Regions from separate parts of the Mus musculus genome. Here region 2 is linked to region 1. A link is a loop called in an ENCODE intact Hi-C map of the cell type or tissue named here. Cell type or tissue: left cerebral cortex. All regions are shown on one strand. Links, peaks and the distances in the headings refer to the core of each region. The heading gives the core; the rest is flanking DNA.

Evidence for each region. A loop is a pair of places that touch in the nucleus more often than their neighbours do. Peaks named below come from ENCODE experiments on the same cell type or tissue, not always from the same donor. Only the 100,000 strongest peaks of a DNase experiment are listed, where the experiment ranks them.
Region 2: a loop joins it to region 1, with 1.8 times the contacts of the local background. A loop is called at or near these places in 2 of 42 quality-filtered maps.

What each region holds. Positions count from the first base shown.
Region 1 is chr16:23,512,717-23,522,410 of GRCm38, reverse strand. It overlaps Masp1 (mannan-binding lectin serine peptidase 1), which reads left to right and starts at 1,596. Exons shown (of 11, transcript NM_001359083.1): 1 at 1,596-1,865; 2 at 8,333-8,579. The coding sequence starts at 1,861. It also overlaps the pseudogene Gm49514 and a transcript of Rtp4 not described here. In left cerebral cortex, for the core only: no CTCF peak of the experiment used is centred there; DNase peaks (open chromatin) are centred at 2,409, 3,942, 4,232, 6,420 and 2 more places; H3K4me3 peaks cover 1,717 bases; H3K27ac peaks cover 2,740 bases.
Region 2 is chr16:23,235,101-23,244,827 of GRCm38, reverse strand. All of the region lies in intron 1 of St6gal1 (beta galactoside alpha 2,6 sialyltransferase 1), which reads right to left. Among named protein-coding and RNA genes, the nearest start is that of BC106179, 14 kb to the right of the region's middle. In left cerebral cortex, for the core only: a CTCF peak has its summit at 5,011; DNase peaks (open chromatin) are centred at 3,982 and 4,988; H3K27ac peaks cover 1,414 bases.

The DNA of each region.
Region 1 (9,694 bases), core at 1,695-9,694:
ATCACACACACTTACACTACATTATCAGCCAGAGCCTCATAATCATGCCAATCACACAAGGCTGGCACTCAGGAAAGCTAAACTGGAGAACTTGGAGGAAAGACAAGAAGGGGTTACAGTAAATGTCAAATCTTTGCTCCCCCCAAAATACGTCAAGGAGAGCTATCTCAGGGTGGAGAATGTGTTTGGCACCTTGATTCAGGTGGCAGGTGGCCTTCTGCATGACTGAAAAGCAGCTCATCCTCAAATTCTCACTTGTGCCTCGTTACAGTTTCCATTCAGCGAACAAAGAGATGGGATCTGAAACAGTGCTGTACGCAGCCAGGTTGGTCAGAAAACATAGATCACCGTTAAAGTCTGGATCAGCATCTAAAGCGCTTGAAATAGTTCAGGACTCGGTTTCTCTGTTAGTGGATGTATGTGGTTTGCAAACGCCACGTGCTCTGTGATACGTTACCGAGACGTGGTGTCATGGAACCCATGAGAGATGGACTTCTTCCTCCCTTCCTAAGTGTATGACCACTTCCTCTGGGCACTTTCTTTACTGGAGTTATAATGCTACCACAGGCCTGGACAAGGTTCTCGAAGGAACGAGTGGGGCCAGGGTTAGCGCCCAGTGGCTCTTCTAACAGCTGGCTTGAGGTGGCAATGGCTCCAGAAGTGGTAGTGGGATCCTGGATGCCTTGGCCAGTCCTATAATCTTGTTAAGACATCATTTTCCCACCTGGAAAAGATCCATCAGAGAGAACCCTCAGAAGTTTGTGGAAGTGATTTAGACAGCGTTTGTGCCTGGCGCTGAAATGATGCAGGTGAGCGGGCCCACCCACCTCACACGCCCTTCAGCGCAGGCTGCCACTTTTGTGTGTTGGGGTTATTACTGTGGAAGGGCCTCTGTCGGACTGAGATGTCGGACTGCAGAGATGATACTGTGGTGGAGTTACAGTAGGGGTTAGCTGTGGAGAGGGTTATATGTGGTGCTGTCTTTAGGAAGAGGGCTCTCTTATTACTCAGCTCAGCATAGATCTGCTGTACGTTTCTCTATGGGGCCTGAGGCACTGACAGCACACAGGCACAGTTCTTTCTAGATGCATGGGGCACCTGGCTCTCTGGCTTTGCTGAAGCCTTTTTCCCAACTGGGTAAATTAGATCTCTGCATGCTTGCAGTTAGACAGTGCCACGCAGCAGCCTTTCAAGTGGGGAGAGTAAGTAGCCAACTGCAGGAACTGGTGCTCCCTCACCAGCGGGGCCAGCCACGAGGTTTTCAGAAGGAAAAAAAAAAAAAAAAAAAACCTGTGGATGTCCACGAACAGGCTGAGGCTTGGAATCTGCCTTCTTTTTTATAATCTCCTAGAACTGCCTTTTTAGTTGGCTGTTTCTGTTTAATTGTTCTTTTGCTGGGGTCCTAAAGTAGAACAATTATAGCCATCAGGCAAGGGAGGCTGAAGAGAAATTACTCTCTCTCTCTCTCTCCTCTCTCTCTCTCTCTCTCTCTCTCTCTCTCACACACACACACACACACACCTCTAAGTCTCTCAGATTTTTTTCTCAAGGGCTGCAGTCCCTCCCTAGGAGGGGACTGGCTAACAGATCTTGCAAGGAAACAGTCTGTCAGGTCCCTCCGAGTGTACATAAGCTCAGACAGAGAGAGGAGAGAGGGAAAGCCAGAGGGAGAGGGGGAGAGGGGATCTGTTGCAGGCAGGAGAAGGCGTGACCTGAATGGAGAATGCCAGCCAATTCCAGAGACACACAGGGACCTCAGAACAAAGATAAGGCATCGCTGACACCACACCGGGGACTGGGACGAGCTCACAGACAAGTCTGGCAGAAGGAACCAAAGCCAGGAGCTCACAGAGCAGGAAAATGAGGTGAGTGCCTGGTCAGGGGACCGAGTGGAGAGCAGCCCGCTGGGTCTGACCTTGTCTCTAGGCAGACTCACCTGCTTATCCTCTGGGCGGCTGGGGATGGGGGAGTCTCATCAATCCTGGGGGCCCTGTCCCTGGGGCACCTTCCCAGGGACTCCGGAGAGTCGCAACTTGAAACCAGATAGTTTGTGCAAAGCCTGCTCCTGGCGAGGCTGAGGCTCAGATTTCTCTCTCTGCCAGCACAGGGTGCTGCCTACTGGCCAATGCGATCCTCCTCCTCCTCCTGCCCACAAGGCTGATTCTTCTTTTTGCTGCTCGGCAAAGAGCACTGATTTCTTTCTCCCAACACTTTGAGAGTTAGATAATGTGTTTGTGTGTTTATATTTTTTTTTTCTGACCGGAAAAGACAACAGTTCCCCCCACAGCCTCACTTGTGGTTTCTTGAGCCTTCAGAAGTTTGCCAGTTAAACCTCAATTTAGAAAACTAGAAACCTGTCCCCATTTTACAGTTCCCTATAAATTCTGCATTTCTCACTGAAATCAGAGGCAGCTGGTGACATGAATCAGGCTAGGAAATGCACCAAATGGCTCTTAAAGAGACACCACAGTTTTTTTAAGGAGCATGTGGGATTCAGAAACCTACCACTTTAAATTCTAATGGGCTTGAAGCTCTTCAACCTTCCCTGTTTCTTGTGTCCCTTCATGTTCCTCACCAGGCATTTCTTATAAGCTTTACCAGAGTCTGAAACCCCAACTATCCTAATTATTGTTATCACTTGTAAGTGTCAAAAAGAGCAAGGAAACACACTCTGGAGATGTGTTAAGTCCCTACACACCTATTTTCCATTCGCTTTCCTTTAAATCAGGAAAGTTTCTATTTGTTTCTTTTCTTCAGTCACCTGGTAACTTGCTCAGTCCAGGGCCAATAAAGAGTGAGCTTCCATCTGTGTAACTTTGGATTGCATTGACCTATGCCTAGGAGGAAGAGCTGTCTCTAAAAGTTCATTCCGTCATTCTGATCTTGTAAAGTTGTCCTTTGGTTTTGTTCATTTTTCCCTTCTTCTGAAACAATGGCTTTTCTTCCTTTGTACTGTGGAATGATATTCTGCCTTACCTGTGCCTCAGCCATCCCAAAAGCTCACCGTTGTATATGCTTAACCCTCAATTTAGGACAACCCTCCCAGGTATTTCGCTCAACATTGTGTCCTCGTTTCTGATCTCCATCCCTCAGACATGGCATCTCTTCCTTTGTTCTCATCTGTGGCCATATTTCTTGTCATCTCTGGCGTGGCTACTGATTTAAATGTCCACTTCCCACTTCCGAGGGATGTAACCAATGTCTTCATCTTTGTAGGTCTTCATGGTCATGTGACCAGCACCTAACATCATGTTCCTTTCTAGTAGAAATTCAGTAACTATGACAGAGTCGAATTCAATTACTGAATATCAAAAAGAAGTTCTAGGAAAGTGTCCTGCTGGCTGTCTCTCAGGGGTCTGGACTCACAGGCACACAGCACTTGAGTCACTTTCATGAGCATTGCTTCATCCTGGCTTCGGGTTTCATGTGACATAAGGATTAATGGGAACATGAGATAGAAGCCATTAAGCAACTTGCCCAGGGCCACACTGATGATCTGGAAAAGGCCCAGACTCATTCTTGTGTCTTTGGGCTCCAATCATTTTCCTGATATATTCTATGAGGCTCTCAATCCCAGCTGCAGATTACAATGGTCTATGGTACTCGAGGAATGCCAGTCCCCAGGCGATAGAACAGAGTTTCGTGCACAGGGGAGGGGTTCAAACATTAGTATTTTTTTTTAATTTCCACATAAAGCTATGGGGTTTTTTTTTTAATTATTTTTTCACAGGATTAATTGCTTTGGCCAGATGCCTGGGCATGATACGGGCATGGATCCAACTTCTTCTCTGAGCTTTTGTTATTCTTTTCTTCTGTTGGAGTTAATTCACCATATGGTATTTGGCATGATATGCCATCTCTTAGGATATACTTTTCATCGTCTGTCAAGTGAGGCTGGTGGGTAAGGGAGCTCTGTAGTCTCTTCCAACACTGAATCTTAAAAATGGAGTGTTGGTGGCGTGTACATTGAAATGAGCGGAGCAAATGGAGAAGCTAGGGCGTGCCCCTGACGCCACAGTCTGACTCTCCTAGCTTCTTTATGTGTCTCTGATGGCCTGCTCTTATCACGGAGACTGTGAAATCCCAGCTCTCTGTATCACTTTTGACATTTCAAACAAATGCAGCTCGACTGTTTTTGATCTGCTGGGGGAGAGATAACAGGTGTCAGGACTTATACAGCCGGTGCCTGGTGCAGAAGAAGTCAAAACAGGATTGCGATGAGAAGCGAACGCTGCCGTGTGCCTCCTTTGGTTCACAGCCCCTAAGGCAAGCAAGCAAGCATATGTTTCAGCCTCTCACATGAATGGAGATATCTGCTTCATGCATCTAAGTCTGTCTCGAGATGCAAAGAACAGAACACTCCACAGGCTTCTCGTGTACGCACATTCACCGGCTGCCTAACCGCACAGGGCCCCGAGGCCTGGGCTGAGGGGTCAGTCAGATGCCAGCCTCAGCAGAACTGGCCTGAGGAGGCTTTCTCCTCTGTGTGTTCTGGGGAAAAAGCACATGGGGAGAAAGTCGACCTTTCAGCCTTGTGCAATTCAGTTGTCACTATTGCAGGGAAGTTGGGCTTGTGAGCCAAAGCTCAGGCCTTTCAGCGTGTGGTGTGGCAGAGTCATCAGAACAAGCCTTTGCCCAGGGCTGGATACTTGAAGCTCATCCGAATGCTCCCGAGCAGACAGTCCTGTGGGAAGTCACCATTATTACCATGTGTAAGATGAGGAAACAAATGGAGGGTTCCCTCGACTTCCCCAAACTGGGCAGGAGAGTAACGTCAAGGCCTAGAGTTAAATCCATCCTCCCATGCTAGATAGTCTCAGTCCCAGTAAGGAACGTACATTTCCTCAGTCAGAAATGGGGTTCCTGGGCCTCGAATGTTAGCCCCTGAATTCCCTTTTCCTATAAATTCACTAGGTAACTTGGACCTGTGCCTTCTTTCTCTGCCTCCAAAGCCCTTCCTTTGCTGATTGCTTTAGGACAATATTGACCTTGGCCCCTGGATTGAAACATGTTGTTTTCCTACTAGCATCCCACATGTCACGATTGCACGGGCCTTGGGGAAAATTTTAAGATGATGTTATTTTCTTTGTGAGTAAGAGCAATGCATGATCAATGTGTTTTCTTTTTAAATGTTTATTGACGGGTATGCCTGCCTACCTCCTTGTCTGTATGTGTCCAGAGCATGCAGGTACTCGTGGAGGCCAGAGGAGAGCATACACGCTGCTCCCCTGAACATGAGTTACAAATGCGTGTGAGCCATCTGATGTAGATGCTGAGAACTGAACCCAGGTCCTCTGCAAGAGCAGCAAGCGCTCTGAACCATTGAGCCATCTATGCAACCCCTCAACGAAAAATCCCACTCACACAAAACGAAAACACTTGCATTCTCATTCTACAGAGAGCCAGGCTAATCCCTCTAGACCTTTCTACATGTATCTGTTTCACCTTTAATGTATCTACGACATTAAACAGCTAGGTGACCTGGACATGTACTTATTCACTGTGTGCACATTGGAAAATTCCTAAATATACTTATGTGTACCTACATCCGAGTACAGGGGAAGGAAGTCTTGGCACAGAATTGGCTTCCTGATTAACAAAGACATAACTGTTAATCCAAATTCTTGGCAGAGTTTCCTAGCTTTGACTTTCTAGGTTATTTAAGACTCTCTCTCTAAGGCCCTTCCTTTACTTTCTCATTGGCATCTGTTATATGACAGACTCCCTCCTAAATACTTCACATGCATCAGCCTTTATGATGATGGGAGCCTTACAAATTAGGAATTATAACCCCATCTATGTGTGAAGGAACCAGAGCACAGGGAAGCAAGTTACCCAGCTTTTTACAGTGGAGGAACTGGGATTTGTACCCAGGAACGTCCAACCTCAGAGGCTGTGTTGGAAGCAGAGCTGTGTGCTAGCTGCTCCAACAGAGGCCGTGGGAGCTAGAGGGATGATAGGACATTCTAACTAGGGGAAAGCAGTAAGAACTAGAAGTGAATGTCAGGGATGGGTGAGGCGTGCATATAGTGAGGCCAAGGTATGGGAAGAACCAAAAGTGGTCTTGAGGAAGATCAGCATAAAGTTGGAAAGGGTCTGGTCAGCCACCTCAGAAACAGATGTCATGCCTAGGTGGCAGGGTTACATCTGTGTTAGAAAACCAACTTGAGTAGAAGACTTAGCCAGGAGGGAAGGGACAGAAAGATCACTTAGGTCATGGTAACAGTTTAAATGACGCAGTTGATTAGAGACAGAAGAGATGGGTTTCTGAAGCAGAGGAAGCAGGATGAATAGGCCTTGGTGACTATCACATAGTGCATCGGGCTCGGAGAACTGGCAGGCAGCCACAGCAGTAAAGAAACTCACAAATGGAACTGGAGGATGGCCAGAGTCCAGAGTGCTTACCATGCAAATAGGAGGACCTGAGTTCCATCCCCAGAGCCCATGTGATAAGACAGGCAAGGACACTAACTTCTAATTTCAGACTTGGGGAGGCAAAGATGGGAGGGTGCTTGAGGCTGGTTGGCTGGCCAGCCTAATGTAGTCAGTGAGGGAGCTGCTAATCCCAGTTGAGAGGCTACTCCCAGTGAGAGATGCTGTCTCAGGGAAAACAAAGTAGACGGCTCCTGAGGAACAACACTTGAGGGTGCTCTCTGGCCTCCACACTCATGCACACACATCCCCCACAGGAATTAAAAATACCAAAACCGATCACAGGAACCTGTTAGAAGAGGAGCTAAGGAGTCGTGTTTGAGATGCTTGAGTTCAGGGTCCATGGGTCTTGCTGGGAAAGTGCTTGTAGTGCCCCGACCCTTAGGACCATGGCCAGCCTTAGTTATCCTGAATTGCATCATCCATGTTTGATGCTGTATTTCCCATGCCCTCCTCCCCTGCGACTCTCTTAGCAGTCCATTATATTTTATTTCTCCAGAAGTGAATTATAAACTTCTGATTGTTATAGGAAAATGCTTCCCAACACTTATTTTCTTCATTCTGTCTTTTTCCAAGGTTTTGGGATACATTTACTGGCTTTGTAGGGAACAACTTTTTCTTTCCGGAATATTAAATGTGTTCAATGTCTGAAGATTCCTCCACCATGTTTGGGCTTTATCCCAATAGTGCAATTGTTGATTACACTTTTAAAGCTACATAAAGAGTTGATGGTTCCTAAGTGGGGGGCAGCTGAGGAAGCAATATCAATTATCACCTAATTGTGATAGTTATGCTCTCCCGGGTAAGAGAGCAGGTTTCAGCAACCCAAATGTGGTACTTACTAGAAAACTTAACTATGGATATCAACTTTTTTTGGTAATTATATTTATGTACAGAAAACTTAGTGTACATTTAACCCAATTTAGTGGCGAGTTCTTTAGCCTTTGCCTTTTCCAGCTTGGCAATGCGAGCCACAGTCTTAGGACCCAGGACGTTGCCTTCCCAGTGGTGACGGATCTCATCATATCTGTCATTATAATTGGTCCTAATAGCTTCCACCAGCTTAGCCAGAGTACCCTTGTCTTCCGAGTTAACCTGTGTGAAGGCAACAGTGGTACATGTCTTCCTGTGGACCAGGTGTCCCAGCCTGGCCTTTCCCTTGATGATGCAGTAGGGCACCCACAGCTTTCAACACAGGGCAGGCAGGAAAACCACCAGCTCAATGGGGTCTACATCATGGGCAATCACCACCAGCTGAGCCTTCTTGTTCTCCACCAAGGTGGTGACTGTATTGACTCCTGCTCGGAGAACAGGTGGCCTCTTAGTTGGGACATCCCCTTTGCCAGCAGCTTTATTCTCAGCATGGGCCAGTAGCCTTTGCTTCTTCTCTTGCTTTGTCTCTGGCCTATACTTGTGAGCAAACTTAAGCAGCTGTGTAGCTGTTGGCATGTCCAGGGCCTGGGAGAACTGGTTAATGGCAGGAGGTACTTTGAGCCGCTTATAGAGGATGGCTCTTTGCCACTGCAGCCTGATGTAGCAGGGCCATTTGATGAAGCGTGTTGGATCTCTTTTGGGCTGGATGTCCTGTCCAATACTGAAGTTCTTGGGCCTTTTCTCAAAAAGGATTAACCTCCTTTTTGGCCTCCTTTTTCTTGATGACAGCGAGGGCGAGGGCACCTTCTTCCCCTTGGCCTTCTTTCCTTTGGACATCTTGCTCAGCTGGTGGAGAGAGCTCAAAAGAGCAAAGCTAAAACAGTCTTAGAAACCATCTAGTTCCTTTCTCCAAACATCCTGCCGACCAGGTATGCAAGGTCGGAGGAGAAAAGAAGAGCAGATATTTAGCTCTGTGCTGGGAACCTACAATCACTGATGTGAGCCAAACCTCCTTCATGTCTTTCAGGTTCCTGTCTTTCTGGCGGCTCCTCCTCTACCACGCTCTGTGCCTCGCCCTGCCGGAGGTTTCAGCCCATACCGTGGAGCTAAACGAAATGTTTGGTCAGATCCAGTCACCTGGCTATCCAGATTCCTATCCAAGTGACTCTGAGGTGACATGGAATATTACTGTCCCGGAGGGGTTTCGAATCAAGCTTTACTTCATGCACTTCAACTTGGAATCCTCCTATCTTTGTGAATACGACTATGTGAAGGTGAGACCTCCAGCCCTCTCCAACCGGGAAGAGCTACCATTCTTCTTCATGGGGTTGCATCTAGTGAGGGAGACTCACTCTCAGGGACACAGTGCAATGAAGGATGGAATGGGAGTGGTCAGCCAAGTTCCAACCTATGAGTGCTGGTGGAATGACTCACTTAAAAACAAGTCTCTCTCCTCCAATCTCAATGTCTGTAATGTAGCCAATAGCCACTGCTCAACCTCCTGAGAAAGAATATAGACTCAGGAATAAGTGAATCACAGAGAATCATAATTATGTCAGACGCTGAGGTATTCTAAAGCACTGCCAAGTTACCCAAATAATAACCAAATGTTTAGGATTACAGGATATGCAACAGTCAACACCAAGAGGTATGATTTGAAGAAGGAAGGCTAGTGTGTGACTCTGATGGCCTTGAATATTGTGTCAAAAGTTTATATTTTATTAGCACAGTACATGGCCATGGAAAGGAAGTAGCTTAATGGGAAATATTAAAAATATATACAGAATGCAATGGAGTATCTAATATACAGACAATATTCCTGGGAATTGCCATGGGTGAGGAGTTTTGGTTTTAAAGTGAGTCTAAACTAGACAAGCATGTCTGTAACTCCAGGACATAGAAGCTAAAGACAGGACAATGGTGAGGGCAAAATCTGAACAAACTCAAGCTGTGTCTTCCAAAAAACAAAAACAAAACAAAATATAATCACAAAGTGGATCTGAAAAGCTTCAAAATATTCTAAGAGATCAAGTCTATTAAGGTAGTGCCTACTTCAAAAAGCTATAAAACTAGAAACATTTACTTTTTATGCATGTATGTACGTATGTATTTTAATGCGTAGGAGTATTTTGTATATAAGTGTATTACATGTGTGCAGTGCCCACAGAGGCCAAGCTGTAGTTACAGGTGGTTTTGAACTACTTTGTGGGTGCTGGTTCCAGGGCTTCCTGAAGAGCATCTCTCTGGCCCCATGTAGTACCATCTGGAAGATGGCAGGTCAAGATCCCAACCCATGTCATGTGAATTTGAACCCCATGTTTGTTTAACTACACCAGACAGTTCACAAGCTCTGCTCCCCTGAGTCCCAGGATACAAAAGCTCACAAGAG
Region 2 (9,727 bases), core at 1,056-9,055, 280 kb after region 1:
GCAGGCATGGTGCAGACTGGATTTAATTGGACCGAATTAGAGAAACACAAAGCCCTGTACTCTGCCTGGGCAGGGAGTGGAGCCCAGCAACTGAAGATGCCCTACATTTGCTCTTCTCCTCATCAGCTAAATGACCCGTAACAGCCTTGTAGATCTTATGTTTCTGTCTCAAATAACTCATCAAATGCCCGCCCCAGGGCGTGCGCCAAATTGTTAGTAGATTACTGAGACCTTGAATCCCCCAGTTCTTCTTGACATTAAATGCAGCCTGCGATGTCCCTGAACTTTCCAACAACAGCAGACATCACTCTTGCCCACTTTCTCTCTCTCTCTCTCTCTCTCTCTCTCTCTCTCTCTCTCTCTCTCTCTCTCTCTCTCTCTCTCTCTCTCTCTCTCTCCCTCCTGGATTGTGAAGCTCCTCCTGCCCACACTACCTGAATCCTGCTCTGCCTCTGGAAGCTCTGCATCTGTAGATCTTGTCTAATGATGAATCCCCAGGCCCCCACTCCTTTGGAAAGCCCCCCTCTGACCTGAACCCTGAGCTGACAAGTAGCCCATAATGTTCTCCTATAATCAACCTTGGCGGCATTCCTGCCAGTGTTGATCCACCAGCTGGGAAGAGGCTGTAGACCTTGTCCTAACGCAACCTAGGTGGACTCAAATGCCAGCAGGAGTAGATGCCCTAAAGGGTTGCTTGTCAAGGAAGCCACTACCTCATGATGTCTAGGGCCAAATTCCAACAGTGACCATCATATCTGGTCCCACTATTTCCTCCTGATTCCTACCTTAAATGTCTGGAAAACTCTTTTTGGAGGGAGAGTTTCCTATCTCTTCTCTGGCCTTGTCATTCTCCCTCCTCCCTCCGCAACTGGTCCATCTCTTATGCTCCACTACACACGGCCCTCTCTCCTCACAGACTGACAGCTCCTCCAGAAATTGTTTCTCCTGCCTTTGTCTGTGCAGTGCCTAGCAGAATCTGGTCCACTGGGTGAGCAACAACTGAGAATAACCATTGAAAAGAGATGCCGCCTTGAATTTTGTAGTTAAAGCCACACTTTATGTAAAGAAATGTGATTTACAAGTTAAATAATGGAATAAATGATTTGATATAGTTAAGTAGATACAGTTATAAAAGAAAGAAAGGGAAGAAAAAAGGGATAGTATCAGGTTACAAAGTCGCTCTCCCCAAAACATTATTTCAATCACTTTTTCAGGGTCGGGGAGGTGGCTCAGCAGTTCTGAGCACTCGCTCATGCAGAGGACCTGTGTCTGACTCCTACATGGCAGCTCACAAGCAGCCATCACTCCAATTCCAGGAAATCAGATGTCATCTTCTGACTTCCTTGGGTACCAGGCGTGCATGTGATGCACAGACACACATGCAAGCAAAACATTCATAACCATGAACTAGAGTAAATAAATCTAAACGAAAGGATCACACTTTCTAAGTGGGCTGACATGACAAATCTTCCAAACTCATCGTGGTAGCTGCACTAGGAATGGCCCCCACAGACTCATGTGCTCAAATGCTTGGCTCATGGGGAATGAGTGCCACCATTAGGAGGTGTGGCCTTGTTGGAGGAGGTGTGTCACTGTGTAGGCAGGCTTTGGGGTCTCCTATGCTCAGGTCCACTCCTGGCTGCCTTCAGATCAAGATATAGAACTCTCAGCTCCTCTAGCAGACACTGCCATGCTCCCTACCATGATGATAATGGACTGACCGTCTGCAACTGTAAGCCAGCCCTAATTAAATGTTGTCCTTTACAAGAGATGACTTGGTCATGGTGTCTCTTCTCAGCAACCCTAACTAAGGCACTAGTCATGTCCACTTCTATTGCTCGAGTGGTCAATGGAATTAAAAAGAAGGCCCAGCTTCCACAAGCACTGCCTCAAAGGAAGAACACATGCTGGACTCTTCTGGAATGCAAACATGATTGTTGCTACTTGGAAACAGGAAAATTGAATCCACATACCCACTCCCTACAGAATGAAAGAAAAGAAAACACTATGATGACGTTGAAACTAGAAAGTAACAGCTTTAATACTCTCTTCCCTGACTCTGGCCCTTCTGCCTACACTCTGTCCTTCCTTACGTGGCCTCCTTTCTAAAGTTTGCCCCCACTCACACCCATTGACCTAGGGCACATATAGACTACAGGACAGAAGCCGAATATGAGGACAGACATGTGGCTTGTTGCCTTTCCGAGGTAAAGTCACCTCACTCAACATTATACTTTTCTGGACCTTCCATTTTCCTGCAACTTACTTTCTTTCTTTCTTTCTTTCTTTCTTTCTTTCTTTCTTTCTTTCTTTCTTTCTTTTTTCCTTCACAGCTGTATAGTATCCCGCTCTGTGAAAGTTCCACATTTTCATAATCCATTCATCTGTTGAATGCCATCTAAGTTGATTCTGTTTCCTTGCTACTGTAAAAAAGAGCAGCAATGAACACAGATGGAGGTTCAAGTATCTCTGTGGTAGGGCATAGAGTCTCATTGCCCAGGAGGACAATGGTGGGGCAGCAGGAGGCCTGTGATTGGACAGGGAAAAGGGAAGCAGAGTGAAGAGTTGCAGGGTCAGAGAACGACTCAGAGAGGAGAGAAAAGAAGCCAAGATGGAGGCGGACAGACAGGAAGAAGATCCTGATCTCACATGGTTTTAAATAGCCACAGGTAGTTATGAATATCATATAGGAATGGAATAATTGGGATAACTTGTCTGATCTAGGTGGGCAGCTTATATCATTATTGATTGGCTCTGAAATTATTGTGTGGGCATCTTGTGAATTGAGAATTTATTGATATATAAATCTGACTTAATTATAAACTTCTAGAGTTTTGTTTCTACCAGGTTGCTGGGTGTTGTGGTCGCTGGCTGAGGGGTAGACGGTCGTTGCATGGGGCTGGTATGGCAGCGAAGGGAACTCGGGAGCTCCGGCCCTGCCAGAGAGTTGGTGGGCAGAGAGTAGTTGGATGGAGCGTAGGAACTTGGCGGTTCTTTTTAAATATTTACGGCAATTTTTTAAAATTTATTTATTTGTGGAGTCTCCATTTATTTGCACCATGGCTGTATAATTTGGACTCGCACAGCAATGGATAATGGTTTCTCTTCCCCTACATCCTCTCCAACATTTGTAATCAGATATATTGATGACAGCCATTCTGACTAGGATGTGACAGTAAGTATCTCAAATCATTCCCCTGATGACTAGGGATGTTGAACACTTTTTAAAACATTTGCTGACCATTTGTGTTTCTTCTTTTGAGATCTACCTGTTCCTTTTTCTTCAGCCTATTGTAGATTGGCAGTTGTCTCCTGGGTCTCTGCCCCCCACCTCTCGTGTGTCTGTCTCTGCCACCACCACCACCCCTCTCTCTGCAGTACTTTGTAGATTCTGGATACTGAGTTGTGGTCTTTGAAACAGCTATTTGTTGATCACAGTCATGTGTCCAGCTCTACTTGAAGCATGCATGTCAATGCTATGATGTTGGAAGAATTACTGCAGACTAGGACGCAAAATGAGCATCTGAGAAGTTCAGTCTCCAAGTTCAAAGAGTTAACAACAAACAACACATCTAGAATTTAAACCCAAGTCCACCTAGCTGGAAAGCATGTGACTTTCCCCCAAAAGCTAAGGGCTTCCTGAGGAAGGGAGACTGTAAAGGTGACTGGGTAGCAGCAAACTGCTCAGCCTCATCCTGTTGAGTCACCAAGACGGTCCCTGAAGGCATGGGTAGGGCGGACGGACAGACGCTTCCAATGCAGGAGTGCTGCCCTGGGCGAGGCTGCAGGGCTCCTCTTTGCCTGCTCCCTCCCTTTCCCAAATGGACAGCCCAGAATAAGACATTCATTGTGAAGATGAAAAGAAAAGCAGCCACATGCCTCTAGCAGGAAGCCTCCCTCATCTGGGGGATTGATTGATTCCTCACACTATCATTAGCCTCCTCCAGCTCAGGCCCTGGGCCAGCAGCCTCCAGCCCTACAGCAAGCAGCATTTGTCAGAGCTGGCAGGCTGCCTCCTTCCCTCTCCCATCTGGAACAAACTCTGATATACTTGGTTCCCAAGGGGCTCAGACAAGCAAGGCTCCAAGCCTGGCTCCCCAGCATAGTTCACATGGAGAGCCACACCACACTTCCTCTTCCATTTCTGCTTGACTCTCCCTCCGAAGGTCGTAATTGACAGGTAGGAAAAAAGGACTCTTTCATGAGCCGAGCACAGCTGCAAGGTGGTGCTTGCCCCAGACGGCTACGGCTCCCTCTACCTGCTCTCCCGGCCTCCCCTGCAGGGCTGCTGTGCATGTGTCGAGGCCAAGCGTGGCCTATGACCACCAGGGTTGCTGAGCTCATTCCAGGAGACGCCCCAGTGCTCAGTCATGTGCTGGGCTTGAAGCTGTGCACAATACTAACCATCCAAGAAACCGCATTCTAACAAATAACTACGGTTCAAGAGATGAAAGAAATCCTCTTTTCTCTGTCAGCTTCAGGGCCTCATTTGGGCAAGGCTAAGGCTGTCTACCACTGAGCATGGTGACATAGGCCTGGCTCTCATAAGCTGAAAGATCGGTGGATTCAGACAGGTGGAGCCCTTCAACACTACGGGGTGCACTAGGTATTTACAGTAGTGTGGCCATGCCTACACATGTGGGCACACATTCCCCTATGCTAAGGCTTTTGAGCCTCCAGGCCATGCCAGGGCCCTCTCTATTCTTCCTAAAGTAGAAGGAAGATACTCCAGGCCACATTAAAACAGCCTGAGAGCTAGATGCCCTTCCTCCTGAATATAGTTTGTCCTCATAGGTACCCATACAGAATGAAGACTGCTACCACACATCCTGCCAACCCTATCCTGCCTGTCTCTTTCCCGACCACCAGCCTTTCCCAGATATGGAAGGGGAACTGCTTGCCTGGCAGTTCTCACATTCCTCCTTGTAGTACACACGTCTGGACACCCTCCTCCACCCTCGCTGAGCTGTTGACAGCCATCCAGACCAACTCCCTAGCCCAGGCATTCCCCAGCAAGCTGGAAGACAGGAGAAAGACTCCCTCACCAGGCCAGGCAACACAGGTGCCTGCCAAGCCCTCTCTGCCGCCTCCCACTGAAAGCCAGGGCTGCTTATCTGAATCAGGATGCAGAGTGTTGTGCCTCTTGACCAAGTCACTTATTTCAACACTTCAGGGACCCAGTCTGTGGCTAGGAGCACTCAGACACCTACCTGTGGGTGCTTCAGCCGTTGTACACCTTCGGGAAGGCAAAGCCTGTGTCCACAGTAGCAAACCCTCTATGTGGCTCTTCTATCTTTATGCATCCTGTAATATCTGTAGCCTAATTTAAACTTTAAAAACTCATGACACGCTGGGCGGTGGTGGCGCATGCCTTTAATCCCAGCACTTGGGAGGCAGGCGGATTTCTGAGTTTGAGGCCAGCCTGGTTTACAAAGTGAGTTCCAGGACAGAACTCAAGAGAAACCCTGTCTCAAAAAAAAAAAAAAAAAAAACAAAACAAAAAACAAAAAACAAAAAAAAAAAAAACAAAAACAAAAAACAAAAAAACAAAACAAAAAACCTTTTAATGAGAAGGAAATTAGGGTGTCATTACGTATGCTGGGATCATATAGCAGCGAGATACTAGAGAGTCTGGACAATAGATTGTTGTCAAATCTAAAACTTTAGCTACAAAATTTACAACCTGAGGTGATTCAGACAAGAAAGGTCTCCATATCTCATAATTTAAATGCTTACATTTAAAGGGAATAGAATTGTTTGGGAAGGATTAGGGGCTATGGCCTTGTTGGAGAAGGTGTGTCACTGGGGGTGGGCTTTGAGGTTTCAAGAGACCATGCCAGGTCTAGTCTGTCTGTGTCTGTCTCTCTGTCTGTGTTTCTGTCTTTGTCTCTCTGTGTCTGTCTCTCTGTCTCTGTCTCTGTCTCTCTCCTGATGCCTGTGAACCAGAATAGAAAACTCTTAGCTAAGGCACCAGTGCCATACCTGTCTGCTTCCCACTGTGACAATCAGGGACTAACTCTTTAAAACTGTAAGCAAGCCACCAATCAAATGCTTTCTTTAGAAGAGTTTGCCATGGTCATGATGTCTCTTCACAGTAGTGTAACAGTAACTAAGACACCATAAGCTAAAGTATAGTTTCTTTGACAGGTAAATAGAAGTATGTAAGTACATGTATAGGAAGCTCATTGATAAAATGCTGCCTGTGGCTCTTGCTCCCTTACTCTCTTGCCCTCTTCCCTCATCACCCCTTCTCCCCCCACCCCCTCCATGTGTTTATGGCCAGCCTCCCCTCCCCTCCCCTCCCATCTCTTCTCCTCTTACCCTCTCCTTCTTCCCCGCCCCCTCCCTCACTTTCTCTGTCCCTACTACCCTCTCAACTCCCTTCCCCATGCCCTAAATAAACTATTTCATGCTTAAAAAAATTGCAATCTGTGAAAAGCATATCTCACATTTGCCTTTTGTAAAGTTTGTTTCAGTAAGGTAGCTAATCAGGTGTCCCTATGGCCCACAAGTCATAGCACAAGAGGAAACCACAGGCTTTGGAATTCAGAGAGCCCACAGGGTTTAAGGCACAACTTTACACTGAATTACTTTAGGTAAACCACTTTGAATACCGTGCCTTCATCAGTGCAGGAAAAACAACTGTGTTACATGGGGCTGCTGTCAGGGCCAAAGAAAACTCCATCCCCCAAAATTCTGGCACCCATTTCCCCTATCAAAGCAGCCAATTTCTTGTCACTATCAAGGAGGATAGAAGGTTATCGGTGGGCCTATTAGCCTATCAAAGCATACAGAGGCCTCCAGGCTCCTTCACCCCTCCCCCTAGCCTAAACTTCTCCAGCTCCTGGGCTCCCCTCCCCCAGCTTCTCATTCCTATAGAACCCTACTATTTTTGGCTACTTGCTCTCTTGTCTTCCTCTCTAGGCATCCTCTCTTGGTCTCCTCTGCCCACACTCTCTCTCCTCTCTCGCTCTCCCCATCCTTCTCTCTCTCCTCTCATGGCCAGGTCCAGTCTGGTGGCTATGTTCAATCTATTCTCTCTCTCTATCTCTCTCTCTCTCTCTCTCTCTCCCTCTCTCTCTCTCTCTCTCTCTCTCATTCTGTATTCGCCTCTTCCAGATGCCTCATATCTACGATAAAGCTTTTCCCCAACCCTGCCTCAGAGAGATCATGGCTTCAGTTTATACACCAGGGCCAAACGTTCAGTTTATCCAAACTGGTGTGTGCTTGCTAGCATGCCGAGGCTACACGGTCAAGAGCAGCTGTGCATGCATTCGCCCTTGCTCTCCGGCCACAAGTCACTCACAATGGCCCTGCAGGCCACACACTTCACTCCTCCTCAGTATTCTCACGACTCCCTTTTCTCAAATCAAACCGCAGAACTCACCTTCAGCACCCAGGCCAAACAGTCTCCTCCAAGAGGCCTCCCTCCACCGCGCAGCAGCTTATGAGTCTTGTGATCTACAGTGTGCTTTCTTTTGCCTGGAGGTTGTCTACACGATTGCGTCCCCAAAACCCATGAAAAGACAATGTCCTGCTCATCTGAGTCTCTCACCTGATCTGCCCTCTGCCCACTCATGGGTCAATGATGCCATTTAGATAAGCCTAAGCAAGTTGTTCTGTTCTGGGTTTGTTTTTAGAGCTGTGATCTCCCAGGCTGTCCTGTCTGGTTTAGCATTCAGTCAATTTTACCCTCATAACTGTCAGTACTGAAAAGCCTTCTCTGGCGCCAACTTCCAGATCAGACAACCCCCATCTGGAGACCTCTGCAGCCAGCTGTGGTATGGGACCAAGTTTTGGGCAATGACAAGAATGACGTGTGCCTCTTAAGGGTTCCCTGATGGTTGACCATAGGGATTGGAAGGAAGTGTGATCAGAGCACATTATATATTTACATGACAGTGACCTTATACAACTCCCATGCAATAAAGATTTTTTAAATAGAATTCTTAGAAATCCCCCTATGGTCATTCTAAAGGACCCCCTTGGTACAACCTTGAGACTTCAGGTCTATTTCTGTTGTCCTCAGCACATGCTATGGATTTTCCTTAGGCTCCCCTACGCTGCCACCATCTTGGTGTTTAATGGCTACATCCAGTTCCCCTACCAAGGTGTGTACGTTGCTGGGGGCTGAACCCAGAGCTTCACTTACTCTGGGAGAGTGTCCTCCACTAAGCTGCCATGATACTTGCAGGTTATCTATTAATTTTCTCTAAGAACATCGTTTGTGTTCTCCTCAGTTGTTTTTGTTGTTGTTGTTGTTGTTGTTGTTGTTTTTGTTTTTATTTTATTTTTTTTGTAATTCTATGGTTTTATTTCAGCCCGTAATTTCAATGATCTGTCTTTGAGTTCTCAATTTAATAATTTTCAATAAACTTTACTTTGAGTATCTATGCTACACCTAACCAAAGACCAGCTCCAAACCAGAAATTACTCTGGGAGATGAAGACAACAGCCCAAGAGCTCATTTATGGTTGGGTAAGACAGAACAGTTTTGTTTGTAAGTGAATTCCGTTCCTTCCCAAATCCTTCCTACCAGTCCAGTCCAGCCACAGACCCTTGCTCCACCCCTCCAGACCCCCCACAATGCCCATGCCAATCCCAGATGTGTCCCAGGTAATGCCTAAACTCCCATAGGAATCTGAAATGTTTTAAGAAAAAAAAGCCCTTCATCATCCTTTTTGTCACACATAAAGGTTTCTTTTGACATTTCTAGTCTACTGGTTGGCTGAATAAATAGAAGACAAAACCAAGCCACAGGAGAGGGGGACATCAGGCAGCCGGCCTTGGTGTAGCAAAGGGGACTAATGCTGAGAGGCAGGTGGATAAACAAAGATTTGACCAGGGATGCTCCCCTGGAAAGACTGAAAGACAAGGAAGGTTATCTTGGCCAGCAAAAACCAGACTTCAGCTTGCCCCTGCAGGCCCTGGAGTGAAGGCCAAATGCCTGACTGGAGAGCAAGATGCCCAAGCACCTCAGCTCACCGAATGATCTGCCTTTGAACAAGTCACCAGACTGCCTCCGCTTTTGTTTCCTCGCCCACAAAAACAGGTAATAATAGTGCATGGTACAGAGGGAATGAGGAAAGACTGTCCTGCGCACACAAGTACCTAGCCTCGTCTCTCACCACTTCCCGACTCTGATGTTCCTCCTCAGGATCAACCTCAACACATCAGCATGCTGACCCTCACCCTTGACCCTCTGTTGTATATATAGCCCTTTCTCACCCTCCTGTCAAAAGGGTAACCCTGCTACCTTCGGACACCTAGCTGAGCTGTTTCCTCTTTCAGAGAACATTTCGAAACCTTTCTCCCTAGGCTGACACACTTGAATCATCACATGCATCAATTAACTTGTAACCATTCAGTCATGTGTACCTCTGAGCAAGTTCTGGATGGAAGAAAAGAAAGAGCTTATTTGTCTACATCCTAAAGCAAGCGCTGTGCATGGCATGCAGCGGGAACTCGAGATTTATTGAATGAATGAACAAAGTTAAGGATCCTGAGAAGAGAGGAACAGGGGGGTATGGGAAGTTTGTCAGTCACTCGCTTCCAAAGCCCTACTAGTTAATCTCTCTCTCTCTCTCTCTCTCTCTCTCTCTCTCTCTCTCTCTCTCTGTGTGTGTGTGTGTGTGTGTGTGTGTGTGTGTGTGTCTGTGTGTGTGTGTGTGTGTGTGTGTCTGTGTGTGTGTGTCTGTGTGTGTGTTTCTGGTATAGTCTTTAAGAA